Linked DNA regions of Mus musculus: region 2 is linked to region 1. The links are chromatin loops, found by intact Hi-C in ENCODE. Cell type or tissue: left cerebral cortex. All regions are shown on one strand. Links, peaks and the distances in the headings refer to the core of each region. The heading gives the core; the rest is flanking DNA. Region 1 holds the start of Pomt1 (protein-O-mannosyltransferase 1). Region 2 holds the start of Swi5 (SWI5 recombination repair homolog (yeast)).

The links. Peaks named below come from ENCODE experiments on the same cell type or tissue, not always from the same donor. Only the 100,000 strongest peaks of a DNase experiment are listed, where the experiment ranks them.
Region 2: it touches region 1 in a loop (4-fold over the local background); 4 of 42 quality-filtered maps call a loop at or near these places.

The regions. Positions count from the first base shown.
Region 1 is chr2:32,231,353-32,243,776 of GRCm38, forward strand. Prrc2b (proline-rich coiled-coil 2B) reads left to right here. Exons shown (of 32, transcript NM_001159634.1): 32 at 1-3,185. Pomt1 (protein-O-mannosyltransferase 1) reads left to right here and starts at 5,288. Exons shown (of 20, transcript NM_145145.2): 1 at 5,288-5,389; 2 at 6,008-6,159; 3 at 9,075-9,181; 4 at 9,313-9,363; 5 at 10,301-10,447; 6 at 11,541-11,652; 7 at 12,113-12,178; 8 at 12,267-12,360. The coding sequence starts at 5,354. In left cerebral cortex, for the core only: CTCF peaks have their summits at 5,365 and 6,061; DNase peaks (open chromatin) are centred at 4,317, 5,218 and 5,985; H3K4me3 peaks cover 2,539 bases; H3K27ac peaks cover 2,475 bases.
Region 2 is chr2:32,286,479-32,298,049 of GRCm38, forward strand. It overlaps Swi5 (SWI5 recombination repair homolog (yeast)), which reads right to left and starts at 1,591. Exons shown (of 5, transcript NM_175190.5): 1 at 1,408-1,591; 2 at 1,119-1,167. It overlaps Golga2 (golgi autoantigen, golgin subfamily a, 2), which reads left to right and starts at 1,848. Exons shown (of 26, transcript NM_001080968.2): 1 at 1,848-1,918; 2 at 5,615-5,737; 3 at 10,148-10,243; 4 at 10,487-10,530; 5 at 10,630-10,693; 6 at 11,043-11,099; 7 at 11,276-11,356. The coding sequence starts at 1,871. In left cerebral cortex, for the core only: a CTCF peak has its summit at 3,324 (motif pointing left); DNase peaks (open chromatin) are centred at 1,679 and 3,300; H3K4me3 peaks cover 2,799 bases; H3K27ac peaks cover 1,677 bases.

The DNA of each region.
Region 1 (12,424 bases), core at 2,656-10,655:
TTGGACATTCTGGTTGGTCCCTCACCACCTTGGGCACTGTGAAGTTGGTATCTGAGTTTAGTTCCCTGGTGTGGAGTTAATGTTTCAGAATAAGAATTATCTGTTCAGGGCCCTTTTGCTGTCATTGGACACAGTGAGTATTGAGCACCGGAGGAATTGTGGAGTTTTGTAATCCAGATTGGCCCCACTTGGGGACTGCATCTTGGGCTCCGTGCTTTAGCCCCCTGGGTGGCTTTGTTCCCCACTCATTTCCTTTCCTCTTTGTGGAGCCTGCTGTGTCCCTCTGGATCCCTGTCCATTCACTCCTCACAGCTTATCACCAAAATCAATATAAGGACACAGGTGAACACCTATTAGTCAAGTTTGCGACAGGAAAGACTATGTATGGCACATTCATCTTCCGTCCTTCACTCCTGGTAACAGGGCAGGGTGTTGGGTAGGGTTTCTAAGCTATAGGTGTGTTACCCTTCCTTAGAGAACTGGACAGGGTCAAGGTATAAGTGGCCTACAGAGAAACCTATGCAGCCTCAAAGGAGGCTGGTGGTGTCTAAAGGGTGGTGTCTTGGGGCTACTGCTTGCAGGTTTTGTGTGAGCACCTGTATGCGAGGCTTCTTGCTTTCACTAAGAACAAGGAAAATTTCCCATTGCTCAAAGGAAAATGAAGTGAATTTCAGGGTGCTCAGCTGCTGCTTAGGACCCCCATTTAATCACCCATCTGGGGTGTTGGAGACAGCCTGCTTCAGAGAGCTCATAGTTGGTGGCAGGGCTGGGACAAGCATGTGGGTCTGTCCTCAAGTGTCACCATGGGCATGAGAGCAGAGAAGCAGCTTAGAAGCTCTGAAGTGGCTTCGCCCTGCCTAGTTGGTTGTTGAAGGAAGCAGAAGTCTGTTTCCCCCGGCAGGTACTGCCACACTGTCCCCAGCATTACCAGTCAGGGCAGCCTTGGTGCAGTTTCATTGCAACTGCAGCCCTCGGCTCCTTCCTTCCCACCTCCGACACATCTCCTCTCTTCTCGCATCCCTCCTCAGAAGCACTGTCCACTTAGGAGTCCCCAGCACAGATCTGCCTGTGCCCCTATCAGCCCTTCCACCCCCCGGAAGTGACCGAGTCCTCTGCCCCACTGCCAAGCTCTACCCCATAAGTCTCACTCAGTAAAAGCCACACAGTCACCTCTTAGAAATGCGGCCAGACCCACCTCACCCAATGCTTGGTGGGCATTATGTGTCAAAAGAAGCAAACATTTTTCTCTTTCAGAATTTCACAGGATGCTGTTACAAACTCAAAATGTGCCCTTTAGGTGAGCCTGCTGTCAGAATGGCAGTACTCCCTGTTTTAAGAAGAAAAATTAGGAGGTCACCTGTTTTCAGTCCTTTCTCTAACCCTGTATTTCCCTCCTGCCTCCCACCCTAAATAAAAACAAGAAACACTAGAATTTATTTATATGTATTGATGTTGTAGGTCTAGATGGAAAAAAAAAAGTAAATGTCCCACTGCTCTGTTTATATAATGTCTGAATTACTCTGTGCAGGAAAGGCCAGGAAATTGCATGTGAAATTTGGTGTGCTCACCACCTCTGTGATCTCAGCTGTGGGCTCTACCCCTCTGAGAGGCACATTTGCAACTAGACGCTGAGGACAGAGGGCAGGCTTCAGGCCAAATGTCCCTACTCCTCGGATGATCTGGTCAAGCCAAGTTTTTAGTACAGAGGTGTTTTAAGGTGCAATATCTCTTTGTGTGGTTTTTAGAGTCAAGCTCAAAGTATAATAGAACTTGGGCCTTATTTTGGTTTCAAACCCCCATCTTTAGATCACACATAAAAACAGGAGCGTCTGTCAGGGTGCCATGGCCTTTGGTGGGAACAGGTAAAGTCCAGCCCTGCCTTTTCTACTGCTGAGATGGGTGGAGGTGGGCAGAATCTTTTACTCCTGCCTGCTGAAGTCACCTCCTACTGCTGGTGGCTTTGTTGGTGCCACTGATGGTGAAATCCATGGTTTGGCAACCAGGACTCTTCAGTCTGTTGGTCCTGATGCGGCGTGTAGCATCTGTCGGTGAAGACTTCTGCCGACTGCATTTAGTCTGGTCTCTTAACAGTTGCTTTCCTTGTCTGATTCCCAAGTTTAGCATTTTCAAATTCAGAGTTCACAGAACACTTCTGGGTCTAAGCTTCCTTAAGGGGGATAAACAAAGGATGATTGCAGTACACATTTAGAAATGCTGGTTCACATCCAAAGCCACGCTTGCTCTGCCACTTCTAGAGATACTTGGATAACACTGTCCACCTTGCTGTCCTGTCCTCTGGAGCCACCTTCCAGATGGTCAGTGATGAAGTCGTGAATGATTTGACACTCAGGGCCCAGGGCACAAGAGTGTACCCGCTGAGGCCATGAGGCAACTCTGGCTAAGTCCGCCCCCCAACATCCACTGGGGTCCCCACTCTGCCAGGTACCTGCATGTTAACTTTCATGTTCGCCTTGCCCTCATTTCCAGCAAGTCTGGGTTAGAGGGTATGTTGGGAATCTTTCACAGGCAAGGGCACAGAAGTCTGGCTTCTGTATTCTTTGATGAGTGGAAAAGCCAGCTCTTTGTGAGATGGCTCTAAGACAAGTTAGGTCATGTGGAACAGAGTGGTCAGCGTTGGGGATGAGCACAGTCACCCAGCTGTGCTCTCCACTGTCTACCAGCTCTGACTAGTGATCTTCCAGGTGCATGACACCTGCAGCCCCCAGCTGCTTGCTTCAGACCTGCAACCTCCCCAGGCCCCATCTTTGGCATGTCACAATCCTGGAGCAGCAGTTCCTGTGAAGGCTCCTTAGCTGAAGGGTCCTGTGCTCTAGGCTTTCCACCTCAAACCTTTTATAGAAAAGGACTTGGGGGATTGTTCTTTTTGAGGGTCCTTTTGTTTTCCTTTGCTTTTCTTTTGGCCTTCCCTCTGTCTTTCACTTAGACCAGCTATTTGAAAGGGCAGACGATGCTAAAGGTGTACTGTGCAGCTTGTTTAGACGTGATATGGGGAACTTCTTCGGATGGGAAATGGAATCGTGAATTCACCCTCCCTTCCCTCCGGGTCAGTCCCTGTTGTTTCTCCTTTCAAATATGTGATTGTACTAGGTCTTTCCATACGAAAGAACTCTCCTTATTTAAATAAAAAAAAAGTATAAAAAAATAAAGCCAAACATGCTTTCTCAGGCTGTGTCGGTTTTCTATCATCTGGAAGAGTACGGCTGGCGCACTGCTTCCCGGGAGACTGGGAGTGGCCAGAATACCTTAGGGAGCGCAGCACTGTGCTGTGGTGGTGTTCCCAAGGCTCACCTAGGCAGCCATCCCAAGAACAGCTTTTTCTATGACTTTTGCCTTTGTCTTCCATTAATTGGTTATTTTAAAACCTTAAGACAGGATTCGAAAGATGTCCTCGGTGTGGAGGGAAGGCGACTTGGGTAAACGGAGCAAGGTCTCAAGCAATTTAGCAGGGACTAGGACACATGTCTTTCCTTCAGGGTCTCTGAGAAGGCTAAGCACGGAAGGGGTTGCAGATCATACAAATTAATATATATTCAAAGACATTAGTTGGTCTACATGGACATTTTTTTCTTTACACTGGGCCTCAGGAACCCCCTACCACAACAGGCAGCCTGTGGTTAAGGCACATCTCGAAAATGGGCAGCACCAAGAAGCCTTGTCCTCTCTGTGGGCCAACCCATGACCATCCTATCCTGTACTTCCTGCCTGATTGCTATCTGGGTTTCTATAGGAACAAGTGGAGGACTGCACTGTACTTCTGTGGAAGAAAAAATTAGATCTGGGGCAGGAAAGGTCAGGGGGATTCATATAGATAGGTTCAGGCTCAGTCATCACTGAGGCCTGGAACCTAGGTACAGGGCTGTCGGGACATTTTATTTATCAAATGTCATTTGTTAACACTAGTGAAGGGTGGTGTGGATTCAGAAGTCACTGGTGAGCATACAGTTGTAGGCCAGCCAGCATTACAAAAAAAAAAACAAAGTGCCAAAGGCAGTGCATGAGAAATCCCAGTCCCCCAGGCATAAGCCTCTTGCTACAGAACAGGCAAGGGTCTGGGTAGTAGCATCCACTAGCTTTTAAAGCCACATACATACCTCAGGTTTCCAGCAAGCAACACAATTTCCTCCTGAAGCTGAGTGCCCACGAGCTGTCCTGAAGCACCAGCATGACTTACATGATCAGACTAAACTTGGAACCCAAAGAGCTCGCTCTCCAATCTTCTGGCGCCCTTTCTTTGCAGGAACTTGGGTAGACTATGCTTAAACGATGAACAAACAATTCCGTGCACTCTTGACTAATGTATTTTATATGTATCTGTGGTAACTTGACTGCCTGGTGCCAGATTCTCTGGAATTGCGGTTCCAGATGATTCTGAGCTGTCATGTGGATGCTGGAAATGGAATCAAGGACCTCTTTTTTTGTTTTTGTTTGTTTTGTTTTCGAGACAGGGTTTCTCTGTATATCTGTAGACCAGGCTGGCCTCGAACTCAGAAATCCGCCTGCTCTACAGCGTGAGTTCCAGGACAGCCAGGGCTATACAGAGAAACCCTGTCTCGAAAAAAAAAAAGAAGAAGAAGAAGAAGAAAATCCCTAAGGACCTCTTTAAGAGCATCCAGTGCTCCTAACCACTGAGCGATCGCCCAGCCCCATTGCTACAATCTTAAACCGGATGTCACCCAATGCTAAGCTAACTTGTAAAAACTGAATTTTGGCAAAACATCTGGAGTCGGTTCGGGCTTGGCTTGCCATCTGAGCGTGATTGTAATACCCACCCACCTAAAAAGGCATGATTGTAATACCTGCGCTGGGGAAGCAAAGGCAGTAGTTCAAAGCCATCATCCTCTACATAGCGAGCCTGAGACCTTGGGGAGGAGGAGGGACAGACAGCTTGTAGGCATTCCAGTGTGGGAAGAGTTGAGAAAAAGCGATCCACCACTCACACAGCTCCAGGAGGTACAACGCACCCGAGGCTTCAAAGCTCTTACTCCTGCCCGTAAGCTAACGCGCTGCTTAACGAAACCGCTAAAGTAGACGCGAGGCCCGAAACGGAGAGCTCCGAGCACGTGAACAGCTTGTGGAAACACACTGTGCTTTATTAAAAAGGGGAAAGGGAGCCCTAAGGATAGGACAGTCAGTATGCCCAACTTTGATGGCCGGTGAGCACGCCGCGCATGCGCGCCACTACCTCGCGCTCCGGCTGCGCACGCGCGTCTCAGAGTCTGTCGGCCGCGTAGACACAACTAGTTGAGCGTCGATCCGTGGCCGCTGCAGAGTAATCGAGCGGCCTCGCCCCCAACGGTCGATCCTGCCTGGCGGTTCGCAGGCCTGGCTCCACATGGGGAGCCACTCTACGGGACTCGAAGAAACGCTCGTAGGTTTTGGAGTGCCAGATTTGAGAGCCCTCCTGGGGTCTGGGATCCGGCTTAGGGGCGGCGCGCTAGGGACGGTGGATGTTCGGATCCTGGCTGAGCAAGTCGTTTCCAGGGCGGCCTCTTGTAAAAGCCAGAGTGGGAAGAACTGTAGAGAAAGAACGGGCTCGGGGCACAAGCAACTCTAGGAGGAGAGGAATGCCTCCAGAAGAGGGAAAAGTCCATCCAGGTCACTGGGCTATGACAGTGCCCAGAGCTCCTCAGGGTCTTAGTTTTCAACCACATTGGGAAGGGACAGGAGAGGCCACTTCATTCATTAGCAGCCTTGTTCCTAGCAAGTGCCCAGCAGGTGTTTTTGGAATGACTTGTAGAAATGAGTATCCAGTTCTGAGATTCCTGAATTCACCCCTCAGATGTTTTTATGTATACCCTGTGCTTGAACACAACTGTAATTCTCCAACAGGTATGTTCTGGAAGAGTCCTTCTGGTTCTATTAACCCAACCCGCTATGCTGTAAATTCATCGTGACGCCAGGCGGCTTTAGGACCCTGTGGCCTCGTTTGTGCCTTCCCGGGCTGCTGTCCGTTTACTTTAATGGTAGTTCTTTCCCTCTTTTCCAGGGAGTCCTCCCGAGCTGGCTTTTCTGCAAAATGTTAAGATTTTTGAAACGGCCTCTAGTGGTGACTGTTGACATCAATTTGAACTTGGTAGCTCTGACTGGCCTGGGACTACTTACCCGACTATGGCAACTCTCCTACCCTCGGGCTGTGGTGTAAGTAGAGATCGGGGAGGAGAGTCAATGATCCAAGAGTCATTGTAATTAGTGACAGGAATCACCTTGCCGTACAGTGCAAAAGAGAGACATTCTGGGTTTCTTGGATCTCTTGGTGATGGATGTTTTAGCAGTGTATTGCTCAGGGTTCTCTAGAGTAACAACTTAAGAAGAACACTATGTTTGCATGTGTGTATATGTAAATAAATATAATATAGTATACATATATACATATGATTTATTGGAATGACGACTTACTGGCTGCAGTCCAGCTAATCCAACAATCGCTGACTGTGAATGGAAAAGTCCAGGACTCCAGTAGTTTTCTGCTCAGTCCACATGGCTGGGTGTCTCAGCTGGTCTTCAGTATACTCTGGCTTCCCAAAGAAGTGGGCTCTAGTGCCAAGGAAGGAATGGTCTTGCTAGCAAGGCGAGGGCAAGCAGGCTCAGAGGAAAACTTCCTACTTCTGTGTCTTTAAATAGATTTTCAGCAGGTGTGGTGCAAATTAAAGGTGTGTCTTCCCACCTCAAAATCTGGATTAAACTAGTGTTCCTTCCTGCCTTAAAGGTCCAGACGAGAAGTGGATCCATCCATTTTAAGCAAAAGATCTCTCATAGATGTACACTTAACTTCTGGATTGTAGATCATTCCAAATGTAGTCAAGGTGACAACCAGAAATAGTCATCGCAAGCAGTGTGGGTATGGCCCATTTGTCCCCCAGAACAACCACTAGAATACATACATTTTAGGGCTTACCTTATAGGACTATAGTAAGAAAGTTTTGGTCTGTCAGTTTCCAGCCTCACTTTTCCTTAGCCAGTTGAAAGGTGTCGGTTTGATGAATTTGTTCGTAAGGGGAACTATGCTGTTGTTATTGAGAGGGTATGTATATTAGCTAATACAGGCATTCTCTTCTACTTTGTTTTTTTTTTAAATACTTTAAGTTTTTTTTTTTAGATTTATTTATTATTATATATAAGTACACAGTAGCTGTCTTCAGATGCACCAGAAGAGGTCATCAGATCTCATTACAGATGGTTGTGAGCCACCATGTGGTTGCTGGGATTTGAACTCAGGACCTTTGGAAGAGCAGACAATGCTCTTACCCGCTGAGCCATCTCGCTAGCCCTCTCCTACTTTGTTATAGGGGTCAGATATATACATGGGTAGACTGATGACCTCAGCAGCCCCCTTAGAGATTAATTTGAAGAAGATTCTAGACATATGTATGACTAATTCACTATATACGTCTGAAAGATGAGGATTATTTAAGAGTATACGTGTGTCTGTCTGTCCATCTGTGCATGTGCACATGTGCCTTCAGACTCAGAAGAAGATGACAGATCCTCTGGAGCTCAAAATCCAGGTCTTTGAGATCTGCCTGAGTTCTGGGATCTGAACACAGGTCCTCCGTTTACAATCAGCACATGCCTTAACCATCTCTCCAGCTCCAAGATGAGGATTCTTTTTTGTGGGGGAGGTTGGGGGTTGTTTGGTTGGTTGGCTTTTGGTTTTTCGAGACAGGGTTTCTCTGCATAGCCCTGGCTGTCCTGGAACTCACTCTGTAGACCACGCTGGCCTCAAATTCAGAAATCTGCCTGCCTTTGCCTCCAAAGTGCTGGGATTAAAGGCGTGTGCCACTACTGCTTGGCAAGATGAGGATTCTTGAAAACAAAGAACACATAACCACGGTAGCGTTATCACACTTAAGACCTAATGTCTTTCATTATCTGAAGAAGCTTCTGTGTCATTCTTCCTTCCGCATTTGACTCCCTTTCAATTAGATCTTCAGTTCTGCTCCAGTCCACAGCTGTAGAAAGGTGCTGGTGGCCAGTGAGAGTATGAGATGGGATTAGCCTCAAGGCTCCTGGTCAGGAGGTTGACCTACACATACCTAAGTCAAAAGCTGTGGGGAGGCTGGGGAAGTGGCTCAGCTGGGTAAAGCACTTGTTATACAAGTGTGAGGACCAGAGTTCAGACTCCCTCACATGCCATGTGGGCAGTGTGTTCCATCTGTAATCCCAGCATGCTGCCAGCTAGGCAGGGACTCTCTGGAGCAAGCTAGCTAGGCAGACTAGCCAAATGACAAGCCTCAGACTGATGAGTGTCTCGGTAGATAAAATGGAGAGTGGCCAAGGGCCTGCACGTATGTGCACACACTTTCATACACGAGCATGCCTACACATAACTGCCTGTATATCACATACACATCCATGCAGGGGAGAAAAAGACTAGAGAAAGAAATAGGCTCTCTACAAGACATGCATGCTCACTGGGCTTGGTAAATTTCCCACCATGTTCCTGTGGGTTAAATGATGCTGTGTGTGTCTTTGTGTTTGGGGACAGAATACAGTTGGAACAAAGGATCCGACCCTCACGCTTCACTTACCTGAAGTCAGCTGGAAACGAGGTTTTATTTTCCTGTCTGTGTTTACAGTTAAGACTTCTCGAGGGTTGGAGACTCAGTACTGGCAGCTCTTACAAAGGACCTGGGTCAGTTCCCAGCATCTACTTGAGTCTCACAACTGCCACCAACTCTAGTCCCAGAGGACCTGACCCTCTCTTCTGCCCTCGGTGGACACTACACACATGTGATGCATAGCCATACAGGGAAAATACCCATACACAAAAAATAAATATTTTTAAAAGCTTAAATAGGGGGCTGGTGAGATGGCTCAGTGGGTAAGAGCACCCGACTGCTCTTCCGAAGGTCAGGAGTTCAAATCCCAGCAACCACATGGTGGCTCACAACCATCCGTAACAAGATCTGACTCCCTCTTCTGGAGTGTCTGAAGACAGCTACAGTGTACTTACATATAATCAATAAATAAATCTTTTAAAAAAAAAAAAAAAGCTTAAATAACAGTTCAGTTTTCTAGTTGGATATAAAGGCGGGTTTTGTGTTTGTTTATAGTTTCGATGAAGTATATTATGGGCAGTACATTTCCTTCTACATGAAGCGCATCTTCTTTCTGGATGACAGTGGGCCACCATTTGGCCACATGCTACTGGCCTTAGGAGGTGGGTAAGAGAAACAGTCAGGGCCTTGGAGGCCCTGCAATATAAGCTTATCAAATAAAATTTTTCAAGGGCGCAAATCATGATTTGTTTTCTCACCTTGTTTGGCCCATGTTCCAAATGTTTTGTTTTAGGTTGGTTAGGGGGATTCGATGGTAACTTTCTGTGGAACCGAATTGGAGCAGGTAAGGATTTTAACTCTCCTTATGAATCTACATATGAAAGAATAGAGACAGGATGCCCATCCCCCACCCAGCACTTAACCTTTTACTACGCTGAGCCAGGATACAGCTGGGTATTTATGTTCAAGGGACCATCTGGTTAAAGGGGCAGGAGGGATGGCTAAGCAGTTAAGAGCACTGCTGCTCTTCTGGAGGTTCAGGACTTGGTTGCCAGCACCCACATGATGGTGCTCAACCATCCGTAACTCCAGTTCCAGGGTGTTTGCCACAGTGGCCAGGCATATACAGTCATATATGCAAATACCCATGTACATAAATAAAAGATAAAAAGAAAGAAAAGTCTGCTTAAAGTTTTAAGTGCTTTGTGATTGTAACTATTCCATCCCTGGCTCTTGGTACATGTGTCCTGTGGCATTTGGCAGCCACTGTGTATGTATAAACTTTGTGGCCATAATGTTTTTAGAAGCTCCTTGGGGTACATATGCTAAATCAGCATTAATTTCGGAACCCTCCCTCACCACATCTATGCTCGGTGAGAGCTGGCACCACGGCTGCAGAGCTGATATTTACTACCCAGAGAGGCTGAGGCAGGAGGATCACCTGAACTCAGGAGACTGACATCCTAGACAAGCAGGGTCTCACTATATAGTCTAGGCTGGCTTGGAACTCAATATGTAGACCAGGCTGGCCTTGAACTCATGATCATCCTGCCTCTCAAGTGCTAGGATTTAAGGTGTTCATCACCATACCCAGTGGTGAAACCCAGTCTCTTAAAAACTACCCACCAATCAAATTCCCAAGCTCATTTCAAAGACTTTACCCCAAGTGTACACCCTCAGTAGCTCATGTGCCTCCCAGTTTTGTAAGATTGCATTTGCCAGTCTGTGAGCTGCTGTGTCAGTAGGCAAGCTCTCAGCTCTGCTATGTGATTCCTTTCCAGAGTACAGTAGCAATGTGCCTATATGGTCCTTACGCCTGCTGCCAGCGCTTGCCGGGGCCCTGTCAGTGCCCATGGCCTACCAGATAGTGCTAGAGCTCCACTTTTCCCACGGTGCTGCCATTGGAGCCGCCCTGCTGATGCTCATTGGTAAGCCTTGGGTCACTGCCCACCTGCCTGTGAAGAGAACAGGAAAAGAAAACCAAGCACTTTGGGGCATTTCAACATGACACTTGGGAGTAGTGCCTGTGGTAGTATGTGTGCTGCCCTAGTGTGTGTGTTGAGAGTGTGTGTGCTGCCCTAGTATGTGTGTGCTGCCCTAGTGAATACATCTGCTTCATCCAGATTCCAGATGCGCCCCACTCTGGGATGCTCTTTGATGGAGGATTGATGGACTGTAAGGTCAGACACTTTTTGGAAGTGGAAATATGGCCATGGTGGTAATTAAAGGTGGGGGTTGCCAGACAGTACTTGAAGGCACATAGACACCATGGCCTTCATACACATTCATACAATTCATACACACACGTAAGTTTTTTTTTAAATTAATACCTAAAGAAAACAGCCCCAAGCGTGGGGCTGTAACCCAGTGATTGGGCACTTGCCTAGCATTTACGAGGTCCTGGGTGCAGCCCCAGCACAAAAGCAAAAATATCCCATGGTGGCTCATGCTGGCCTGTAATCCCAGCACTGGGACGCCTGAGGCAGAAGAGTCTTATGTGTGCGGTCAGCCTGGGCAGCATAGCAAGAATAGGGCCCCAATTTTTTTTTTTCAAAACTTCCTTCTGCACCAACATAAAGATTTTCTTCTATGTGACTGCAGAAGTAGCTCAGAGGTCAAGAGCAATTACTGCTCTTGTAGAGTTTGGTTCCTAGCTTCCAAGTAATGACTTACTAACTTCAGTTCTAGGGAATCCAATGCCCTCTCTTGACTTCCACAGGCACCGCACACATGGTGCACACACATACGTACATGGCAGCATAAAATAAGTTGTTGCTCCCTTAAGACCATAAAGTAACTATGTGCCATTTACATGGTATTAGGGATTTTTGATAATATATAATGCCTTTAAATGTGCAGAGGATATGTGGAAGGTTTTATGTATACACAGAAACTGGCATCTGCAGAGGATGCTCTCTGTCCAGTCTCTGGAGACACGGCTGTGTGCCCCTCCTGGGACTAGTTCTGTATTCACAGCAGCTTGGACTGCTCAGTGCTGACAACTGTTTGTCTCTGTGACAGAGAACGCCCTGATCACTCAGTCCAGGCTCATGCTGTTGGAGTCCATACTGATATTTTTTAACCTGTTGGCTGTGTTGTCCTATCTGAAGTTCTTCAACTCCCAGACACACAGGTATGGAAAGAGAGACACACTTCTTGTTAGGAGAAAAAAGGGATTCTAGATTGTTTCCTTCATTTTTTAGTCAGGGTCTGACTGCGGAGCCTTAGCTGGCAGCCATGCCTCATGTCAGCCTCCAGGGCGATGGTGCAGGGGAACCTGCACCTGGCTCTGGGTGACTTTGAGGAGTTGCTTACAGCGTGCCTTTTGGTTACTTAATCCTTCAGGTTGACCCTTAGCCCGTGGCTTCATAAGTACATCCTTTTTTAACTTTAACTCACAGGAAATTTGTTTTCCTGACAAAAAGGAAAGTTCTTCTGAGACCCAAATGGGGAGGTATGGTTCTTTATATTGTGGCTGGTACCCAGTAGGACTGGCCAACTAGAAGCTGCTCAGACAAGCTCCATGGCCCTGACCTGTGGGATGAGTCCTGTGACTGCTTCCTTGTTCTTCTGTTTTCTCCTGTTTTGTTCAGCCCTTTCTCAGTGCACTGGTGGCTGTGGCTACTGCTGACCGGGGTCTCTTGTTCCTGTGCAGTTGGGTGAGTTAGAGCCCCTGACTTGGATAGTATTCTTCCTGTCTGTGGCCTTGTCTGTCTTGTAACCTCATTTTAATTCTGTCTTTTTCAGGATCAAATACATGGGGATTTTCACCTACCTGCTTGTGCTCGGCATTGCAGCTGTCCACGCGTGGAATCTGATCGGAGACCAGACCTTGTCAAATGTAGGTGGTCACACCAGGGCCTCGTGAATCTGCTGTATGTGGGGATTAGGGTGTCAAGCTGTCC
Region 2 (11,571 bases), core at 1-8,000, 52 kb after region 1:
CTGATTCTAAAATCAAGGTGGTACTGCAGGCTGGAAGAGATGCCCGTCTGCCTCCCGAGTGCTGGGATAAACGCCTGCACCGGCATTGCTTTGCTTACTGTGCTCTTTTTTCTCCGAGTCCCCATAATTTATCCTGGCTCTCTAGCATTTTGAGTTGCTAAGGCAGGAGGATGAAGAGTATTAAACTAGTGTGGGACCACAAAAGGGCATCCTTGAATACAGCCTGAGTCTGGGACCAGCCTGCCTCCATCTGAGGCTTAAAAGCCATCTTATTAAGTACAAAATACACTCAATCCTCTTTATGATTAAACCTGCTTCTCAAGGAATTGGGCTATGCCCCACCTAAAACCTTAACTTCAAATGGTTCTGCATGGCCTGTTACAGGGATGGCAGTCTTGTCTTTGTTCCAAAAAGTTGTTTATAACCATCTTGCAACCCCACCTTTGTTTCAAAAGGAAGACCTTGTTCTGCCCATCTTGCAATCATGTCTTTGAGGAGGTCATTTGGACTAACGGGTATGCTTATGTTCTGCCTCTGTAACCCCACCAAGTCCCCATTTAGAAACCCCCTACCCCTGAACTCTAAAAAGCCTTGTCGTCCTCAATCCGAGGCTGACTTTTCGAGCTCCGCCTTAGGGACCCGTTTACACGAATTAAAATGTTTGCTTTAACCAACTGTTTGCTTTGAGTTGGCCACTATGATTTGGGTCTTTCTCCTCTAATCTTTGGTATTGACAACTGTCTCAAAGGGAAGGGGTATAAAAAAAAAAGAAATTACTAAAAAGAAGCGAATCATCTAAAAGAGTACTTTAAAAATTCATCTTTTGAGGATGAGAAATGAATAACTTTGAGTTTTGGGGGTGGCATTGGGAGTGGTCAGCATAAAGATGCACATATTTCTTGACTGGGGAACCATGCAGGGACTGGTGGCAGGCTGGGTGAGGGGACAAAGCAACGAGCAAGAGCGGTTGGAGAAGCGTAGGCATCGGGCAGGTAGGACTGGGAGGGGAGGAACCCATGTCTGAGAAAGGAAAGAGAAGGAGTGGAATTAGGAAAGGGCTAAGCTTGGAGGCGACCGGCGGGTGCTGGGATGCAGAGGGGTGGGGCTGATATACTCACCGGTGATCGGTAGCCGCCATGGTAAAGTCGGCTGAATTCTGACTCACCCCTGGGGAGGAACCCGAGAAAAAGGCTGATGAGGATGGGGTTACCGAGGGGGCGCGGGAGCCGCAGCTGCAAGAGGTTGGGTCGGGACCCAGCTACTGGGATGGGGTGGGGGTCTTTGGGGTCGGGGTGCGCATCGTGGGAAGGGGAAAGTGTGGAGAACGGGTTACGGAGAGGCCTGGTGAGGAGGCGTGAGGGGTCGGGCAAGGGCTGGAAAACGAAGCGCGGCGCGCTCCTCACCCACCTCCTGAACCCTAAGGTCCGGGGCACCCGGAGTGGGGTGGGCTTAAACTCGGAAGGGTCCAGGGTTGGGGTTAAACGGCTGCTTCAGGGAACTAGAAACCGACGACGGAGACCACCAACCGCCCCACGTCAGGCTGCGCACGCACCAAGTTAAAGCGGTTCCGCCCCTGCTTCCCATAGGCCGCTGTGAGGGGTCATGGCTGCGCGCGCAGCTCTCGTCGTTAACTCCACCCGTCGCTCAGGCCTCGCGACCGCGTGGCCACGCCTCCCTGTCGTTCATCGTTCTCATCAGCCAATGGGCTTGGAGAAGGTAGGTCACGCTGGGTTTCCGAGCGTCCAAGGGGCGCTCTGCACCCGCCTTCTCTGGCCCTTGTAGAGAAGCCGTAGCTTCCGGAAGCAGTTTCGCGGTGGCTGCCGGGATCGTGGTGATGTGGCCCCCCCGCTTCCCCCCTCCCCGCCCCGGGATGTCGGAAGAAACCAGGCAGAGCAAATTGGCTGCGGCCAAGAAAAAGGTAAAGCGCTCCGGGTCGCGGCCCCTTGACCCCACCCGAGCTCCTCCAACGGCAGGACCCATGACCAGAGTCCGAGTCTTTCCCGAGACACACGGGTAGAAGAACCCCTCAGCGCCCTGGGCTCCCCCAGTGAAGTCTTCTCAGCCAGCCCCGCCCCCTCAGCAACCCAGCCCCCGCCCTCTCAGTCGCCCCTAGGTGACTTTGGTCAGTGACACAGGGTCTCTTAGCCCCCGGCTCCGGACGCTCCAATCCAGACCTCCCAGGGCACCTGTCTCCAAGGTCCTCGGTCCTGGCCCTGTAGGCGACTCGGGCGTTGGTAGTATGGAGTGGAATGTAGTTACGTCACAGTCCCCCCTCGAAACTGTCATTACTACTCCGAGTCTGGTTTGGATTGCTCCACCTGCTCACCTAATGTTGTTGCCCCTTTTCCCGTTTCTCTGGTGGAGAACCCATTTCCACCTGGAAGGGAGCCCAAGTGTGGAATCTAGTGCGGAGACGCTGTAGGCGCCCGCATTCCCTTAACTTAGCATTAGTGTGAGCACAACACTGTCAGCACCCCTTGCTGACATGGATTGGTTTGGTTTGGATTTGGTTGTCTGCTCTCTAGAGAGACTGTAATCTCTCTGGAGCAAAACGCATGTTATAGTGTTGATCAGTGTCTTGGGGAACTGAACTTAACTTAAAATTCAGCCAGAATGTCTTTTCCAACTGGGGTGGTGAGAAGCACGGGATGCGGGTGAGGCATCTCACGGGAAACATCACTTTCCCATGCTTCTTTTGAGAGAAAAAAACCATAAAAGTCTGGTTTGGCATTTTCATAGATTTGTAGAGACTTCTCTCTGCGATGACAAGGGCTGTGCCCTTTCTGTTCCCATGTTCACTAAAGCCGTGGCTTCACGGTTTCTGCCCTTCTGTCATGTTGTAAACTTAGGAAGCAGGTTTAGGAAGTACTGCGGTGTACCTTTAGTATGTGTTGCTAAAACGGCCCCAGTGGAGTTAGGAGTGGAGCTGAGTTGTTAGGGTGTTTGTTTAGTATATACAAGGGCCTGTTCAGTACTCAGCGTAGTTTGCAAGAGTGGTGGCCTACCATGTATGAGGCTCTGGCTTGGATCCTGCAATGGCATTAGCTGGGCAGAGCAATGCATGCCTCTAATTTCCAAGACTGGAGGTAGAGGCAGAAGGATCAGGCCTTCAAGGTTATTTTTGTCTATATATGGAATTTGAGACCAGCTTGGTATATGGCATACCCAATATTGGGGCTGGAGAGAGGTTCAGCAGGTAAAAGCACTTGTTGCTCTTGCAGAGGACCTGGGTATAGCTCCCTTCACCCACAAGTCAGCTAACAACTATCTCAGCTAACTCCCTGGCTAGATGTTGTATATTATGCCCTCTTCTGGCCAATTAGGTTACTGCATGTACATGATGTACAGACATACATGTAAGCAAAAACAAACAACTACCCTCATATACATACAATCTTTTTAAAAATTAAATTAGATTTTGTGTTTGTTTTTGAGACAAGGTCTGTGTATTCCTGGCTGGCCCTGAACTCAGATATGCCTTTCTCTACCTGCCTAGTACTGGGTGAAAGGTGTAGGCCACCAAACCCAGCAATCCTGGTTTGTTTGTTTTCTTTTTTGAAGGGAAGCTGTATATATATGACTCAGTATTAGAATGCTGGGCTCTCATGCATAATGCTCCAGGTTCAGTCCCCAGCACTGCAACAACAACAAAGAAACCATTGATGTACTGGGCAGTGGTGGTGCACGCCTTTAATCCCAGCACTCGGGAGGCAGAGGCAGGTGGATTTCTGAGTTCGAGGCCAGTCTGGTCTACAGAGTGAGTTCCAGGACAGCCAGGGCTACACAGAGAAACCCTGTCTCGAAAAACCAAAAACCAAACCAAAACCCTCATTGACGTGAAGTTGCATTGAGAGTACTTTGGCTTTTGACAGTGCGATGGCTCATGGGTAGAGTATTTCCACACAAGCAAGGGGACCTGGGTTTGGATTTCCTAGATTCTATATAAAACCAGACATGGCAGCATGAATCTGTAAGCTTAGATGTCTGGCTAGATGAATGGTGGAGACAGAATTTTTAGAAGCTGAGGGGCCATCTAGCCTGGTGTGTGTGGTAATGAGAGACTTGTCTGAGAGTGGGAAAGAGGAAGCAACACTGAGGCTGTCCTCCGACATTGTTGCATGCACCATGACATAGCTATGTATCCTTTCTCACAGTGTGCATACATATATGTTTCCTCTGACAATCCTGTATATGTCATAACATGCATGTGTTCAGGCACACACACACATACACACACACACACACACATATGTTATAAGGATATGGTCTTTGAGAATTATTCCCAGCACAGACATGACGGTTCACAATCATCTGTGATTCCGGTTCCAAGGGTTCATGCTCTTCTGAACTCTGTGTGCACCAGGTATACATGTAGTACGCGCGCGTGCACATACACACACACACACACACACGGGCAAAACACTCATGCACATAAAATATACTTAAAAATAAATAAGAATAAAGACGGTCTTCTGTTATATAGTTGCTTGGCCTGGAACTTGCTATGTAGACCAGGCTAGTCTTATCTCATCATAGATATCCCTCCGCCTCTGCTTTGAGGGCTAGGATTAAAGGGGAGCACCACCATGCTAGCAAGAGAAAATGTCTGAAAAGAGGAGTGGGGTTTAAGGTCCAGGATACATAGTTCTTGTCTAGTAGTTCATGTGTTTGCCTGTTGTCTTTGGAGTCTGGGGATCACTGGGGAGCCCAGGCTGGCTCCCCTCTCATGCCTCCTGCCTCTCCCAGGAGTTGGGATTATAGATAGGTGACAGCACACCCAGCCAATTCCTGCCAACTAAATGTTTACTCTCTGGTCTCTACCTTTAGATTTTTCCCTTTGGGAGCTGCAAACCCCAGAGCAGGGCATCAGAAGATTTGAGTTTAGATTCCGTGTTTGCCTCTGTGTGTATGTGTATGGGCATGTGTGTATGTTGCTGGAATGGAATTTAGGGCCTCTTGAATGCTAGCCAAGTATTCCACTGAGCTACATTCCCAACCCAATTACTACCTTTTTAGCCATGCCATTTCTTCTGCCATTAAGAGGTCATTATTATATCTTGTAGACTCGTGGTACCATTACATGAGACTTACGTACATAAGAGTATTTTTATCGGGCCCTGGAGAGATGGCTCATCAAATAAGAGCACTAAGTGTTCTTCCAGAGGACCTGGGTTTGGTTCTCAGCACCTACATGACAGATTGAAACTACCTGTAACTCCAAGATCTGACACCCTCACACAGATAATACATGCAGGCAAAACACCAATGTACATTTTTTTTAAAGTATTTTTATAAAAACAGCATAGAAAGAGACCAGGCATGAAATATTCCACTCTGTAATCTAATTTGCACAAGGGCCTAGGCCTGATTTCCAGGACTGTAGAAACCAAGTATGGTGGCACCTGCTCCTGGTGCGTTTAGAAGTTCAGGCAGGAAGATCAGATGTTCATAGTCATCCACATAGTGAGTTAGTGCCCAGCCTGGGATACGTGAGACTGACTCAGATGGCACATACAGAAACACGAAGCAAAGAGCTCAATAAACTAGAGGCTGGAGTAGAGGCTGTGAGTGTGAGGCAGATGGCTCTCATTTCTCTCTGTTCTCCTTTCCACAGCTGAGAGAGTATCAGCAGAAGAACAGCCCGGGTGTTCCTGCAGGAGCAAAGAAGAAGAAAAAGATTAAAAATGGCCATAGCCCAGAGAGACCCACTGCCAGTGACTGTCAGTCACCAGAGAATGTGAGTCTTGGCCAACAGAGTCCTGTGGAATGGGGGCAGGTGGGAAGAAGCGGGGAGGGCTGTGGTTCAAGTGGAAATGTCAGGTGCTGGTTAAAAAGTCTGGCTTTGAGGGCTTGTTGCCTAGTTCAATGGTAATGAACTAGGGCTCATCTCACAATGGCCCTGGGTTTTATCTCAGCACAGGAAAAATTAAATCTGAGTCTGAATTCTATCTCTCCATCAGTTGGCAATATGATAACTTTAGGGCAAGTTGGTTAAACTCTCTGAGCCTCTTTTTACATAGCTGTACAATAGCGGTAATATTTTTAATGTGTATCTATAAAGATTAAGTGAAGTTTATTGCGGTTGTTTTTCTATTAATTCCCCTAGTGGAGGGTCTGCTGTGGAGTTAACAGTGAGCTAATAGGTACCGCTTGATTTTCTTGGTTTGGGGTAGAAATCAGACCAGAGGGAACATCATTGCTCTCATACTTCTGAAACGCAGCCATCTGTAAGAGATTTGAGTGTTAAGTCCATCATTGTCGTGAGCTTGCTGGGTTACCTCAGGAAAGTCACACACACACACACACACACACACACACACACACACTTCCTTCATCTGACAGGATGATGGTGGACTAGCTTATTGTCTTACAGACTCTCTTTTTAGCTGTACTGTAGCTGTGTAAAAGTGAAGTCTTATTTGAGAGTCAGGTTTTAAGGTGGCCTTGGGGACTGGGGCCTTTGCAGATTGCTCCCTGTAATCCTGGGTGTGTGGAAAGGGTCTTGTGTATGTTGAGTTGCTGCATTGGTCAGGTGTATTGACTCCATCCCTTGGGGACTCTTGCTTACTCTGAGGGCTGCCTCTGACAAGGCAGCAGGTGGCTGCTTGGAAGGATGGCACAGGCCTGGGTATTGATCTGTGCTCCTGAGTGTTCCATCTCCCTGACTGTTTCTCTTCTTCCTGCCCTGACTTTCTTACTTCCCCACCCCTCCCTGCCCCCCTCCTCCCTCCCTCCCTCCTTCCCTCCCTCCCTCCCTCCCTCTCTCTCTCTCTCTCTCTCTCTCTCTCTCATCCCTCCTCCCTCCTCCCCCCTTTTTCCCTTCTTGCCTGCTGTAGATTAAGGACATTCTGAAGGTGCTGGTGTCCGACCTTAACCGTTCCAATGGGGTCTCACTCCCCCCATTAGACAAGAGGAAGGTGAGGCAGTACTGAGCGAGACTCCCTCTGGCTTGCTCTCCCAGCCATGCATGCCACAGAGGCCTCCCTGCTTTGGGGACCCTCTGCCACTGGCTCACTTTGTGTTGCCTCAGTTAACCATCAGCTCCTGTGTCTGCTTTGTCAACTGCTTGCTTGATTGGGTTCTTTTCTTTCCCTGTATCATTTCTCATCTTAGAGAAGATGAGACCCACCTTGAAAGTTAAAGCTAACTGGGGAAACAACTTTCAGATCGGATGTTTATGAATGAGACTAGAGTTTATGACTGCCTAGCATGGTACTGTCAGACTGGGACAGATGGAACACAAAAACACCTTTCAGGTCTTGTCCTCTGGGCATCTGTCTCTAAAAAACTAGACCATAGAAATTTGTGGTTCTTTTTTATGAACTCATTTTAGTTTGAAACTTAGGAACATAAGGTTATGAGAAAGTGAATTTATTGTATAGTTTCTGGGATTAAGACTTTTTTTTTCTAAGAAACCCTCAACAGGCAGTGGTGGCACATGCCTCTATTCTCAATACTCTGAAGGCATAGAGACAGGCAGATCTCTGAGTCTAGGAGGAAGTGGCCATGCCTGGTCTACAAAGTGAGTTCAAGGACAACTAGAGCTACACAGAGAAACCCTGTCTTGAATAAAAAAAAAATGAAGAGAAACTAACTGCGAAAAATGTAAACTTAACTAACAAATGAGTGACCAGGAGAAGCTGCCCTCAGTCTCTCTGAAAACTCAGTGGACTGAATTCTTGATAGGAAAGGCACTTTGCTAAACAGTGACAAAACAGATGAGCAAGCCAGGCGCAGTAGTCCATGCCTGTGAGCCCAGCGCTCCAGAGACTGAGGCAAGAGGACGGCAAGCCCAAGCCAGCCTGGGCTGCATCTCGAGAGCCAGTCTCAAGCCAATAGCAGACTAGATGCACAGGACAAGAGTCACGTGACCTCCAGGATGCCTCACATAGGGACAGGAGCGCTGGTTCCCAGTGGACTCGAGGCTGGGGAAGGGACATTTGTAGCTGCTTCGATGGTGAAAGATGAGCTGACAGGCAGGCACAGTTCAGACACGGAGCATCCAAGTGCAACAGGACCTGTGTCGCAGGGCTGAGAGTTGGCCTCCTGGACATAACTTAGTACTTCAGTTTACATGTGCCAGGGGACATGTGCCAAACAAAAGGAGCAGGCTTCTGTCCAACTGAAGGAGTGGTCTGAGCCAAGGCCATGTCCTGTTATTCTGGGGACTCGCAGACTGGCGTTGGCTCTTTTCCGCTAACAGAGCTGATGCTGGGCAGGTGCTGCAGTCTGCTCAGGTGCTGGGCCTCAGTACTCAGCTCAGAAATGGCACATTGTGTGTATGGGAATGGGGGACACATATTTGGTGTTTGTTGTGCTATGGATTCACACAGCCCGGGCTCTGGTTTCCCCTTCAGGAAATACTCACCAGAGCACCCCACCCCCCACCCCCCGTCCAGAAGTGAAGACTTTCCTTGTGTTTTTGAAAACTTTCTAGAATTAGTAACTGATTTTCTACTCCAGGAGTAAAGGAGATTAATATCTCCTGAGAAGAGATAAAACAGGAAGTTATGGAAGATAAAAGTCCTTTCTGATGGGATGGGGCATTTTGAGGAGAGTGAAAACTCTGTAAGAACTCCATGCTTAGCTGTAAGACTTAAACTCGAAAAGTTACATGGTTGCCAAAAAGCATTTGAGTCTCCCAGCAGTGCTTAGTGTCCTATCCTTGCGGTTCCTGCTTTTGGGAAGCTGAGGCAAAAAGGAGGTCTCTAGTCTGAGGTCAGCCTGGGCTCTGTGGCAATTCTGAGGCAAGCATGAATTTTAGAGAGACCCCGTTTCAACACCTAGAGAACCAAAAGGTACTCAGAAAAACATTTTTATTTATTTTTTGCCTTTCTGAACATTGTCAGTCTTAGAGATGAATGTTCCTAGGATGCCACAAGGGACCCAGAGCCTAGAAGGGTCTATTGCTGGGAGTGCCACACCTCCAGAATGTCATAGGCGTGGCCAGCTGCCACTGAGCCCCTGGTCTTACCTGTTAGACTCAACTGTAGATGTTGTCAAGGCAGCACCTATGGGTGATTCAGAACTGACAGTCACATGAGTTGTAGGGGTGTGGTCACAGTAACCCTGAAGAGAGTGAAGCTCACAATGAGTTCTCAGAGGTTCTTTCTCGCTTGCTCAAAGGAGGAAATTTGGTCAGCATCCCAAGAGGCTGAGACTGAAGGCTACATAAAGCAAACGGCCCCTTTCTTTGGAGAAAGGCATGGCCACTTCCTCCCAGACCAGCCTTGCTGGACAGGCCTGGACTCTCTGTCCCTCTCCCTTTGTCTTCCCATCCTCTGCCTATCTGGACTGTTGGACATTAGAAGACCTCTAAGCCAGAGACATAGTCTAAGAGTGAAGCCTGAGCTACTGAGCATAGTGGTGCATGCCTTTAATCCTAGCACCTGGGAGGCAGAGGCAGGCAGATCTCTGTTTCAAGGTCAGCCTGGTCTACAGGGTGAGTTCCAGGACAGCAGGGGTTACATAGTGAGGCCCTGTGTCAGAAAATAAAACAAACAAGTGAGGCCTGAGCCTGAAGAGCAACTGGGCCAGCTGGTCAAGCACATAGTTCCTGCCAGGCCAGTGGGGGACTTCCACAAGCTGCCATCTCCGAAATCCTAGGATTGGTCCCTGCCTACATTTCCTAGAAAGCTCACATGATCTCCTAGATACTTCAAGCCAAAGGGCAGCCATTGTTCTCTGCTTTATCCAGTTGTTTCTGAATTGACAAACACAGCCAGTGCGTGGGTCTGGGAGGAGGGAAGGCAGGAAAGCAAGAGAGGGGAGAATGGTTATGTTGACCATGATGTTGAGTCTGTCCCAGAAGCAAGGCCTATAGTCGGGGCAGTTAGCTCTCTGCCTCCTGGACTTGGCACATGTACCTGCTGTGGCTGCCACAGGTCAGAGCTCCAGAGGGAACTAGGTCCTTGGGTGTTCAGGAAGGAGACCCTGCAGCCCCTGCTTTGAGCTCTGGCCCTTCAGAATGCTACTAGGTGACCTGAGGCCTGGGCAGGCCATGTCTGTACCCCAGTAGCTCCCAGCATGTGCGACTGTCCTGTGCCTGCTGCTGTGCTACCCCGCTTGCCCCGTCCCCTCATGTCCATGGCAATGAGGCACCTCTCTCCTCCGTGGTCTTCTGACCCTCTGCTCTGTTCTGTGACAGGTGCCCACAGACCATATTGCTCCTGCACCGCCAACCGCTGCTACTGACACTATGTTTCTTGGTGTCACCCCTTCCCCTGATGCTGACCTCACTCAGGTTTGTGCTTCTCCCCTTTGTCTGTCGCCCTCCTGTCTGCTTCCCAAAGGACTCCCAAAGTTTTTTGAAAACTACTCTATTCAGATAGCTTGGTTCAGGTGTGCTCCTGGAGCCTGGCATGGGGAGGCCAAGATGGAGAACATTTGGGATGATGGGTGTTGAGATGAATTTGGCCTACTGTGTCCCTGTGTGACAGTAAGCAGAAGCTAAATAATGCTACCTTATTTCTTTCTACCCATACAGAGCCATGATGCTGGCAATTGCTCTAACCTCATGGAGGAGACCAAGTAAGTGTTCCCTACTGAGGGAGTCGGGGCAAGCCTCTGCCCATGAGCCCTGTTCCCATCAAACTACCTGCACCCCTGATCTCATGTCTCCTCCCTTAGGACTTTCTCATCGACTGAGAGTCTGCGACAACTTTCTCAACAGCTCAATGGCCTTGTGTCTGAGGTACCACAGGACTGGGACCCAGAAAGAAGGTAGAGAGGAAAGGAAAGTATGTTAGAAAATGAGGTGGGATTCTCAAGAGACTAATTCATGAGAGGCTCTTGTCATACTGGAGAAGACTTGGATTTGGACCACAATGGGCAACGTGATTTTTATCCTGGTGTGGTTTGAGGTGACAGCTGTTGAGCGGCGAGGTTGAGCCATGGCGGGAAAAGAGCCATAAGGAGTGGCACAAAGGGGGTGTGAGTGAGCAGGAAAGGAGATTCTGCTAGTTGAGGGGGAAGTAGGAGGCTGCAGGGATTAGACATTGAGGGTCACAGAGCATCTCCATGTGAGGTATTGTCTCTCCTAGTCTACATCCTACATCAACGGGGAGGGCCTCACATCTTCCAACATGAAGGAACTGGAGGTGAGTGGCCTGGACTCATGGCCCAGCAACCCTTTACGCCAACAGCCTATCTCCTCCTACAGGGACCTGGGTGCCCGCTGCCAGCTGAGACAGCCCACCACCCCCACCCCTAATGATGCTCTCTCTACCTTTCCCCCCATCCCTCCTCCAACTCCTCCTCTCTGCATGCGCCTCAGAACCGGTACCAAGAGCTAGCAGTAGCCCTGGACTCCAGCTATGTAACAAACAAACAACTCAGTAGCACGATAGAGGAATTGGTAAGAGTCCAGTGGGGTCCCTGATTCTTGCTGCCAGTCCTGGGCTTCAGTTTCCCCTTTGGGCTCTGAAGAAAGGGACTAGGGGGCCCCTGGGACCAAGGGGAATGGAAAACCTGGGGCTTGAGTCTCAGCTGGAGGCACCCAGAGCATAGAGCATGCAGCATGGATCTTGTGGCTCTCCTCTCTGCCTCCACTCTGTACTGCAGACTCATCCT